Linked DNA regions of Homo sapiens: region 1 is linked to region 2. A link is a contact called in ENCODE Hi-C or POLR2A ChIA-PET data. All regions are on one chromosome and are shown on one strand. The core of a region is the stretch at or near the end of the contact, and the rest is flanking DNA. Distances in the headings are between cores, read along the strand shown. Region 1 overlaps SH3TC2 (SH3 domain and tetratricopeptide repeats 2). Region 2 has its middle 35 kb from the start of ADRB2.

Region 1 (4,576 bases), core at 485-2,984, 200 kb after region 2:
TTTCTGACATGAGACTTACAGAGTATCATCTCTAGGGTGATTTTTGAAAAACACATAAATGCAGAATCTTGGTGTTTAAAAGGAAATTAGAACTCATTAGTTCAACTTCTTTAAGTAAGGCTGTTTTGATCCAATTATAATCAATTTTCACTCACTAAGGCCCTGCTTAATAGCCTATTTTACTGCCCGTGTGAACTTGGGTATGTTACATAACTGCCTTAAACCACAGCTTCTTCATCTCTGCAGGGTTTTTGTAAGAACAAGAGAAAAAAAATGTATCTGAAATCAGAAAGCAATTAAATATTGTGCTAATTAAAAAACAGACATTGCTAGTGACTGTTCTAAAAACCTAATAGCACAAATCATGTGATTACTAAATGTTAGAACTAAAAGAACCTTAGAGATCTTCCATTAGGTCCCAGCTCTAAATGATAGACTTAGTGAGAAAACGGAAGCCCTGGAAAGCCAAGGTAACCCCACTCACTCCCTATTACATCTCCTTGTCTTACTTTTATCATAGCACTCATTTTTCTGCTGTTTCTCTGACCCTTTGTGAGTTAAGATCTGCCAGGGTAGCAACCTCCATCAACTACATTGCTTAGAATGCAGTAAGTTCTTAATAAATGCTTGTTGAATTATCATTTTAAAAGTGAACTTCAATTAGATTATTCATACACAACAGGTTTGAGTACATGACAGATACCTTTTTTGACAAATTATTAAGCCACTTGTTAGGGTGACTTGTAGGCATCATAATAAGCCAAATCAGAGCATAAGAATTGCTCAGTCAACCAAATGTGACGAGCCTAAATCCCATTCCCATGCTGTAATCTCCCAGTCCTGTTCTGTCTTGCTCCTCCAAGGGACACGTTGTATAAACAGCATCAAGTGTTAACTTGTTAAAACAGTTACACCCAAAAAATGCTGAGATTATTTAACAATGCAATAATATGAGGTCATATCAAGAATTCCAAGGAGAGGCAGAGTTTTCAAAGACTCCAGTTCAATGCCAGGGAGCTATTGTTTCTAAAATGATTTTTGGAAAATGAAATATTAATTCCCCAGCTAATGTATTTCATGGTAGTTCATTGTGCTTAATTCTCTAATCTGAAATTCTTTATTTTAGATCCATTCCAAAATCATCTTATTAGTCTCACACTTTAGAAGAAATGTGTAAATCAAATGCTTCTAAATTTAATTTGATTTAAATTATTTTAACCACTGTAACCCCTCTGTGGGGAGAGGAGAAAAAGCACATTTTTGCCAATGGTCTTTGTTCTGAACAAAGATTGGTTCTATCTGTCACCATTGGGAATGTTCAGGAATATTCTCATTGGATTGCAAGTGCCAAGAGGACAAGAACTTTATAAGTTTTTTTCATTGATCTATTGCTACAGCCTGGGGCAGTGCCAGGCACATAGAAGGAATCTAACAACTATTTATTGAGTATGTAAGTAAACTTGAGGAGATAAGGTGTTGAAACTCTCCCAGGCCTTATTCATGAGAGATCAGGCTGAGCTTCCAGCTAACATTTCTATCCCACAGCAGACCTGCATGGTCTTTACATCTATAGTCTTGGGCATATTCCATAAGACTTCCACATATTTGGCTGGGTTTCTCACCTATAGCATTTTCAAAGAGTCTCACTATATATAAACACTGAAATAACTAAGTGCCAGGAATGACTACAGAAACAAAGGGAAACCTTATAACGAGTGTGGTGGAGTGATTCAGTGAAGATCATCAGATTAAGACTGAGAAGAACAAAGCTGTGGTCACTCTCCCACCACTTAACAAGCATGGGAAGCTCACCAAGTCATGTCCTCACTCGAGGCCTCATTCAAAATCTGTGTGTGTGTGTGTGTGTGTGTGTGTGTGTGTGTGTGTGTGTGTGTTCTTTAGATCATGAAACTTCTCATCTGAAAATCTCCACTCTGTGGCCCAGAGTAAGCTTACATAGTGAGTGCACCTAAAGGTGAGCCATCTCCACTTTGGCCACTTCTCCAGATACCCACAAGGAAGTGCCGAGAATGCTGTTGCACCTCCTCTGGCCAAGGACAGAGAGTCATATCATCTGCCCACTTGGAGACAGAGAAGGTGACTTACCTAATATTTTTCCTGCATGTCTTAAGGACAAGGCTGGGTTCTTTTGGCCTTACTGGGTAATAAAAACTCTATGCACACAGGCTAGAAGTTGAGTGGTGGAAGATTCAAGAGAACAAGCTAGATTTTATGAAAAGTGGGTAACAAAGCATCTTTACTCCTTCTCCCATGGACATGAAAATCATTATCAAAAATCCTACCCCAGATGGGAATGTTATCTGGTCTTGTAAAGCTGCCTTACTATCTAGTCCCCAAGATAGCCCCAAGTGAACCAGGCTTCCCAGTGCTCATGCCATTGAGTAATCCCCTCCTATACCAGCTCTAGGCTGGCTTTGTATAACCAATAAAATATAGCAGATGTGACACTGTGTGACTTCTGAGGCCAGGTCATAGGAAGCTTTGCAGCTCCCCGTTTAATCTCCTGGAATGCTAGCTCTTGGAATGCACTCTCTTGGAACCAGCCACCATGCTGTAAGACGGCCAAGCCACATGGAGTCGACATGGCTCACGGCTCCAGTTGATCACAGCCCCAGCTGAGCTCCCAACCAACTGCAAGCATCAACTGTTAGCCCCGTGAGGAAGCCATCTTCGATGCCCAGCCCAGAGGAGCCTTTGATGACTCCAGCTCTGGCCACTATTGGACTGCAACAACAGTAGAGAACCCAAGCGAGAATTGCCCGGGTGAGCCCAGTCAATCCATCAGACCAACAGATGATGATAAGCTGTTTTAAATCAGAAACTTTTGGGGTGGTTTGTTATGTCACTTGTTCCACCTCATGGTTCAAAAACACGATCCCCATAACTTTAATGTTTAAGGGTTATCACTTTGCTTTCTTCTTTGGATTTGAGATGTCATTTGCAAGCAACCTTCTCTCTCACTCAAAATGTTTCCCTTATCTGGTCTAGTTGTGCCCTACTGAGCCCAGACATGAAGGAAATAAAAAAACAACCACCAACCACACACTCATATAACACACACAACACACACAAAACAATGTCTTGGATTGTGGAAGAATTTGCTATTGTCATTGTTTTTTAACGTATTTTCTTTATATTTCCTTGAGTTCCTTTTGGAGTCATTGAATTCCCTTTTTGAGTCTTTTTTCCAAGATTACAGGCTCAAGTCATGGGTTTTAAAAATAGCCATAATCTATTAACGACCTATTACATTCCAGCCACCATGCTAACTGCTTTAGACATATTAATTCATTAATTTTACAATAACTTTGCTATATAGGTATTTATTATCCCCATTTTACAGTTGAAAGAGCCATAGCTCAGAAAGATAAAGTGATTTGTTAATGCTACACAGATACTAAGCACTTTGAGACAAGATTTGAACCTAGGTCTACCTTAACCAGCATAAATATGGCTGAGGAATATCTGAATTCATTCACATCCAGAAATCACATTGTAGTTGTTGAATCCTTTGGCAGGAGCTATACCTTGGTCAGCAGAACTGTGTACCTTGGAAAATCACTCTGAAGGAAGGACTTACATGTGAGTTTTGGGGATTGCAAAGTGTTGACATTTTCAGACCACCTATGTATATTGCTGCAGATGTTGGTACAATTCTGTATTGTCCGGTTTGCACTGATAATAAAACAGTCTGATAAAATCTTATGCCATTCTTCCAGAACATGAATACTGGAACCACTCATTCAAGGGGATCTGGAGAGTGACCCAGGATAGAGTGAGTCACAGGGACCCAAGAGCTTCAACAATCTGGTATTCAGAAGCAGCTGGAATGAACGGAGAGAGAAGAACTATATAGCAACCAGGACATTTGGGAAATGTCCCTATGAATCAATCCACCTGCACTGGGGAAAAATGAGATACATAACAGAAAAGAATGAGTTCTTGGGGTGTGGGGATACACAAGTGTGTGCATGTTTGTGTGTATGTGTGTGTGTTTGATGGGGTGGGGGCTGCTTCTTTTCTAGGAGTCATTTCCAAGCAACCTCTCCTCTCACTCAAAATATAGCTCCCTTAAGCCAGTTTTCCCTGCTTTCTCTCATGGGTGAACCATCCTGGGGAAACTGAGATAGCCCCAAAGTAGGTTTCATGATGGTATGCTCTGGGTGCGCTAGGCTACTCTGTTTTGTTCTTTCTCTGATTTATTCCTGTCTCTGCTTGCACTTGCAGTTCCTTTCTCCTACTAGGACATTGGTCATTTAAAATATATTCATAGTAAGATGACAAACTGTTCCTCTTTAGAAGTACAGATATATGCCTCTCTGAGCCTTAGTTTCCTTAGTTTGCTGTAAATGTTCACACCTCCCATCATAAGCAAGCTGGCCTTTGTCAACAAACACACATACCCACACAATGTTGTGCTGCCAAGTGGTTCACAGGAGAGGATTTGAGGGGAAGACCAGGTTAACCTAAAGACAACCATGCTGATGAAGCCAAGTCAGGAGCAAAAGGAGATCAGAGCAGCTTGGTGGCGAACAGCATGGGCCCTTGGACCAGA
Region 2 (4,688 bases), core at 381-2,880:
ATATAGAGGTATAAAGACCTGATACCTCTGTTTAAATTTGGGAAAATCTTGAAGAGCTATCGCAGCTCCAGAGATCCCCATGGGATTGGATGAGGCAATTGTTGTGAAGGCACTGTAGCCCAACTTCTCCCTCTTTCCCCTCTTGCTTCCTTCATTCTCTCAGAGCTGGTGTCCACACAGATCTCCATCGGAGAGTTTGTTTTCCCAGGGAACCTAACCTATGTCATTATGGAAGAAACCCATCTGCTGAAGGAGGAAACAGGGCTGAACAGAGACAATAGAAATGAGAGACACCCATATGGAATCCTGACTCTCTTAAATCTTCCAATTGTGCATAACTATACATAGTTCTAAATAGCTCACCATCCTGATAATGTGATGCTCAGGCCTGAATATAATTGTCCAAGGCTGGACCCGCTAGACTAGAGTATGGGGGGATTTTACACTCATGGAACTTCTTAATTTAGCTGAACATTAGATGAGCTTTTTAGAAGCCCCAAAATCCTGTTGGTTTATTGGAGACTGTGTTCAACAAAGACTCCTACATTTCCTTCTGTTGAGCCAGCTACCTCTCCCTGCATCCAAACATCATTTACTCTCCTTGAAGAACTGCCTACACTTTATGGCTGGCAGTATTTCTTAGCCTTTTAAACACATGCACCAAATATGAGCACAGATCTGGAAGAAGCTGAAGGGACGAGGAGGTGGGAGGTTGTTTTTGCAGTTTATAGTATAAAAACAGTAAGTTACATGGAACACAATTTTTCCAAAACTGCACAAACTGTTCAACCATCCTATGTTCAGCCCCCTAACAATTGTAGAAGACATCTCTTTTATGACGACTTGGAGTTCTTATAGTTCTTACTTAGAACTTTTAAGCAGCGCTAATATCTGTGGTGCACATAACAAAAGTTCCAGAGATATTCCCTTTGCCAGTAATGAAGCTAGGTCTGAAAATTATATGCTCTGGTAACAAAGTTCCAACGAGAAAAATTGAAGTGGTAACAAATTTGAGCAAGTTTATTTTCTTTAATTTCTAACCATGAAATGTTTGGATCTGTATGGGACTTTGAAGATCATCTAGTGCCAGAATGGCAAACACTCCCCACTCCCTTTATGTCTCTCCTCCGCCAGAGTCCTTGGCAGACATTACTATGGGACTCAAGATTCTTCTCACAGAGCTTCAATGCTGCTCATTTTCCAAGGATCTTCTTCCCAAGGATCCAAATGATGTTCCATAATTCTCAGCACACCGCATCAGACAGCTACTACCAATTAATTGGTCTGGAAAACTAGACAAACTTTATTTCCTTTTTTTGCCCCAATCACCCTACTCTCCTAAAGGGGTAAAATCATTGACCCAAATTTATGTAATGCTTACTAATCAAGCTTAAACTCCTGATTCCCAAATCAGTGCTCTCTCTCTTTTTCTTCCCCCTCTTCATTGAAATTTCTCCAGTAATTTTAACCATTATATGCCCACAGGCTAGTCAGGTATGAAGAATTCTGGACCCAACTTCAACTGGCATGTCCTCCATTATCGAATGAGTGTGTAGCTGTTGCTCACGCTGCTTATGACATATGTAGGAACATAGAGGCCATCTGAAGGAAGAGAGGTGGTCAAGCTGGGCTCCAGTTCCCACGCGGTTATAGATGCTTCAATAATAATAATAAAATGCTACGACAAATAGAAACATGCCCTGCACCCAATGACTCATGGCTCTAAGCTAATCCCACAATGGCCCCACCTCAGTATTAAAAACACGAGAGAGAGAGAGAAATATAATTCCATGTATGTCCGTCTGTTTGGTAACCAAAACAACCAGCCATAAATGGGAAGTGACTCCCTGATAAATGGTTTTGTGTGAAGTTAAGACCATCTCACTTGCTCTTGAACTGTCACCTGGGGCCTTGAAGAAACAAGTGGCCCTAAGGCTATTTGGGCTCCTTTAAAAATGCTAACCCTCTCCAGTGCCAGCACCATTTTTCTTGTGCTTAGAGGATGGCAGCACTATAGGTGGGATGGAAAATAACCAGCTGGCATGAGGTGCCCTAGGAGCCAGTCTGAAATTACAGGATGATGTGTCAGGATCCAGGAAATGATGGGTGCAATGAGTGGGTCATTCTTTCTCCTTGGCACACGAGAACACACCTAGAACTCTAACCTCCATCCTAGGAGGTCTGAACGCCAAAGTGAAATGAACTTTAGAGACACCAGACACAATCCCACCACTTAGTAGATTATTAGAATGAGGACCAGAGAGGGAAGAGACCTGGCTAAGGTCACACAGCAAGTATGACTGGTGTTTCCAAAAGTAGATTCTTGGAGTAGTAAAAAGAAACTGGAAACATGTAAACATCAGGAGCAATGATAAACTGAAATAATTCATCCAGTGAAACGCCACCTGGTCTTGAAGGAAGAGAGGTGGTCAAGCCAGACTCCAGAGCTGCTCACCACAGGAAGGAGGGGTCCCATCCCCCACCCACATCCACAGCCCTACCCCACCAATGTGTCCCCCTTTTTCCATCTCTGACTCTTACTAAAGCAAAATGCTAGCTACAAAGTGACTCATTTTGGGAAATAGACTTTGTGACTCAGTTCTGCTCTCTAACCACTAGACTAAGCTCCTCATGACTTAAGGAGGTTTCACTACATCTATCAACAAGCTGAATGAGAGGGGATCCCCTTGCATAAAAGACAAATAGGTGGTTTATCCATCAGTGGTAGGTACTATGAAATAAAAGGCAATGTAATATGTAATTAATTCAGTATACATTAAACTAGGATCAATGCCAGACATACTATCCTCTTATATCCTCATAACAACCCCACTGGTAAAGACAATTATTCAATGTATCTAGAAGCTAAGAATCAGAGATGGTAAGTGACTGGAAATGAAGTTTGGGAGAGGTTAGGTGACTTGTCTGAGTTGGCAGAGCCGGGATTCAAGCCAAGTTGTCTTGGTTTCCTCTGCTCCATACCCTTGGTTCCCAAACCCACACCCCACTGTGGCATTTTTCACATGGCCAAGGTGATACAGCAGAGGCAAGCTTCCAGTCTCCTACCTCAAAGGCACAGCGACCTCTGTGATTTAATCACCACAACAGTTCTGTGGAGGGTTGGCAGGGGATTTGTCAGATAAACAACAACAACAAAAACCAACAGATTTCAGAAGCATAAATCCCACGTGGCCTGGAGGCAACCATTTTCTGTGTAGTAGCCTCGGTCTTCTTCATTTGTAATATGGGGATAATTAGAGCATCTACCTGATAGGTTTGCTCTAAGGACGAAGTGAGATAATATAAGTGAAAAGCACTTTGTGTAAACTGCTAAGTGTCATTCAGTGAAAAAAGAATCAGAGACATGCCGAAAGGACAAGCAAAATGCTAACCCAATGAACTGGGTCTAGTATAAAACCATTACTTGCCTCATAACAAGAAATAATAGTGATATATATCTACTTAATGCCTACAGCTTTATAGTTTATATAGAGTTTTTTAGAACACAATTCTTTTCAAATCAATAACCAATAGCCATGATTTGAGTCTTTTCTAAAAATGTATTTGGTATAGCCATTTACATGGTGAAGCTATAATATATATGCTAGGTAAGTTGTGGCAGCCTATGTTAGAAATCGTATATAATTCTAACAAATTTCTTCTGAAGTAGGTGCTGCTCCACAGCTAATGAGAGGAGAAGCTGAGCTTTGAACCTAGGCCTGGCCTGACTTTCAGGAACCTACGGTGCACACTTTTCCAGAACACCACAACTCACTGCACCCTCAGCAGGCCCCAAAGCAGAGTGTTATCCACCCAGGAAACAGCCATGTGCAGCCGAAGAAACAGCCACATGCATCCTGAGGTATGAGACATGAAACCTCCTTCCTAGAACTTGAAAGAGCTGCCACGGCGAGGAGGACATGAGCCTTACTGTGGGTCTCCAGGGTTCACCTCACACGACTTTCTCTGGCCCCTGTGAGCAGCTCCCCATCCTGCTCTGAGTCAGGCTTCTTGTTTCTCATTTTTCTTCCTAACATATTTTCCCACAGTGCTTTTTCTGAACTTCTTCTTTCCTGAAATCCCCAGCTCACCCTGAAGGACCCTACCACCACCTTTCTCCCTAACCCCACTTCCCAATTTTCCTCTATGCCTGTGATTCATTCTGTGAGTTAACTGGGGAGGGTGGCCCTAACCTCTCTCTTGCATGTGTGGTTGCCATCCCCAGCCTTTGACAAGGGAGCAGCATAAAGGCCTAGGGAGTGGGCCCTCTAGACCGACTCTCTGGGTCCAAATCCAGGCTCTGCTCTTAGGGCCATGTGGGCCTAAGCAAGCAAGTTGGCCTTTATGTAAGCTTCAGAGAGACCTGTCTCAAGGAACCACTGTGGGGGTTAGAGGAGATTATGCTTTTGACAAGGGCATGTTACAGAGCAGCCATTATCAGTGGATTTGCATGCATGACTGGTTCCATCATTGGTGTTACCCTCCTACCACCCCATCTCCAATCTCTGAAAAAACATCTTTTCTTAAGCCAAATTTTCCTCTTACTCATCCATTTCAACCTCCCCCAGGAATATAGTCCCAGGACTCTTCTTCCTGTCTATGACATAATCTAATTCCTCTTCCACCCTACCCACCTCCTTGTAGACCCCCCCATCTCTGTTACAGACACCTCCACCCCTGGCATCCAA

The links. A loop is a pair of places that touch in the nucleus more often than their neighbours do. ChIA-PET counts read pairs that join two places held with the same protein, here RNA polymerase II (POLR2A). Pooled maps may share reads with other maps.
Region 1: a loop to region 2 is called in a pooled map, with 5 times the contacts of the local background. The contact joins two enhancer-like sites. A Hi-C loop is called at or near these places in 2 of 168 maps with a recorded cell type or tissue (PC-9 and endothelial cell of umbilical vein) and 5 of 50 pooled maps. POLR2A ChIA-PET finds 5 or more read pairs at or near these places in 4 of 52 experiments (AG04449, MCF 10A, OCI-LY7 and 1 more).

The regions. Positions count from the first base shown.
Region 1 is chr5:148,985,962-148,990,537 of GRCh38, forward strand. It overlaps SH3TC2 (SH3 domain and tetratricopeptide repeats 2), which reads right to left. Exons shown (of 17, transcript NM_024577.4): 17 at 1-4,576. Among named protein-coding and RNA genes, the nearest start is that of MIR584, 74 kb to the right of the region's middle. Within about 2 kb of position 1,735, at least 5 of the 41 ENCODE cell types and tissues checked have a DNase peak (open chromatin) inside an H3K27ac peak, as active enhancers do.
Region 2 is chr5:148,788,926-148,793,613 of GRCh38, forward strand. No RefSeq gene overlaps it. Among named protein-coding and RNA genes, the nearest start is that of ADRB2, 35 kb to the right of the region's middle. Within about 2 kb of position 1,631, at least 3 of the 41 ENCODE cell types and tissues checked have a DNase peak (open chromatin) inside an H3K27ac peak, as active enhancers do.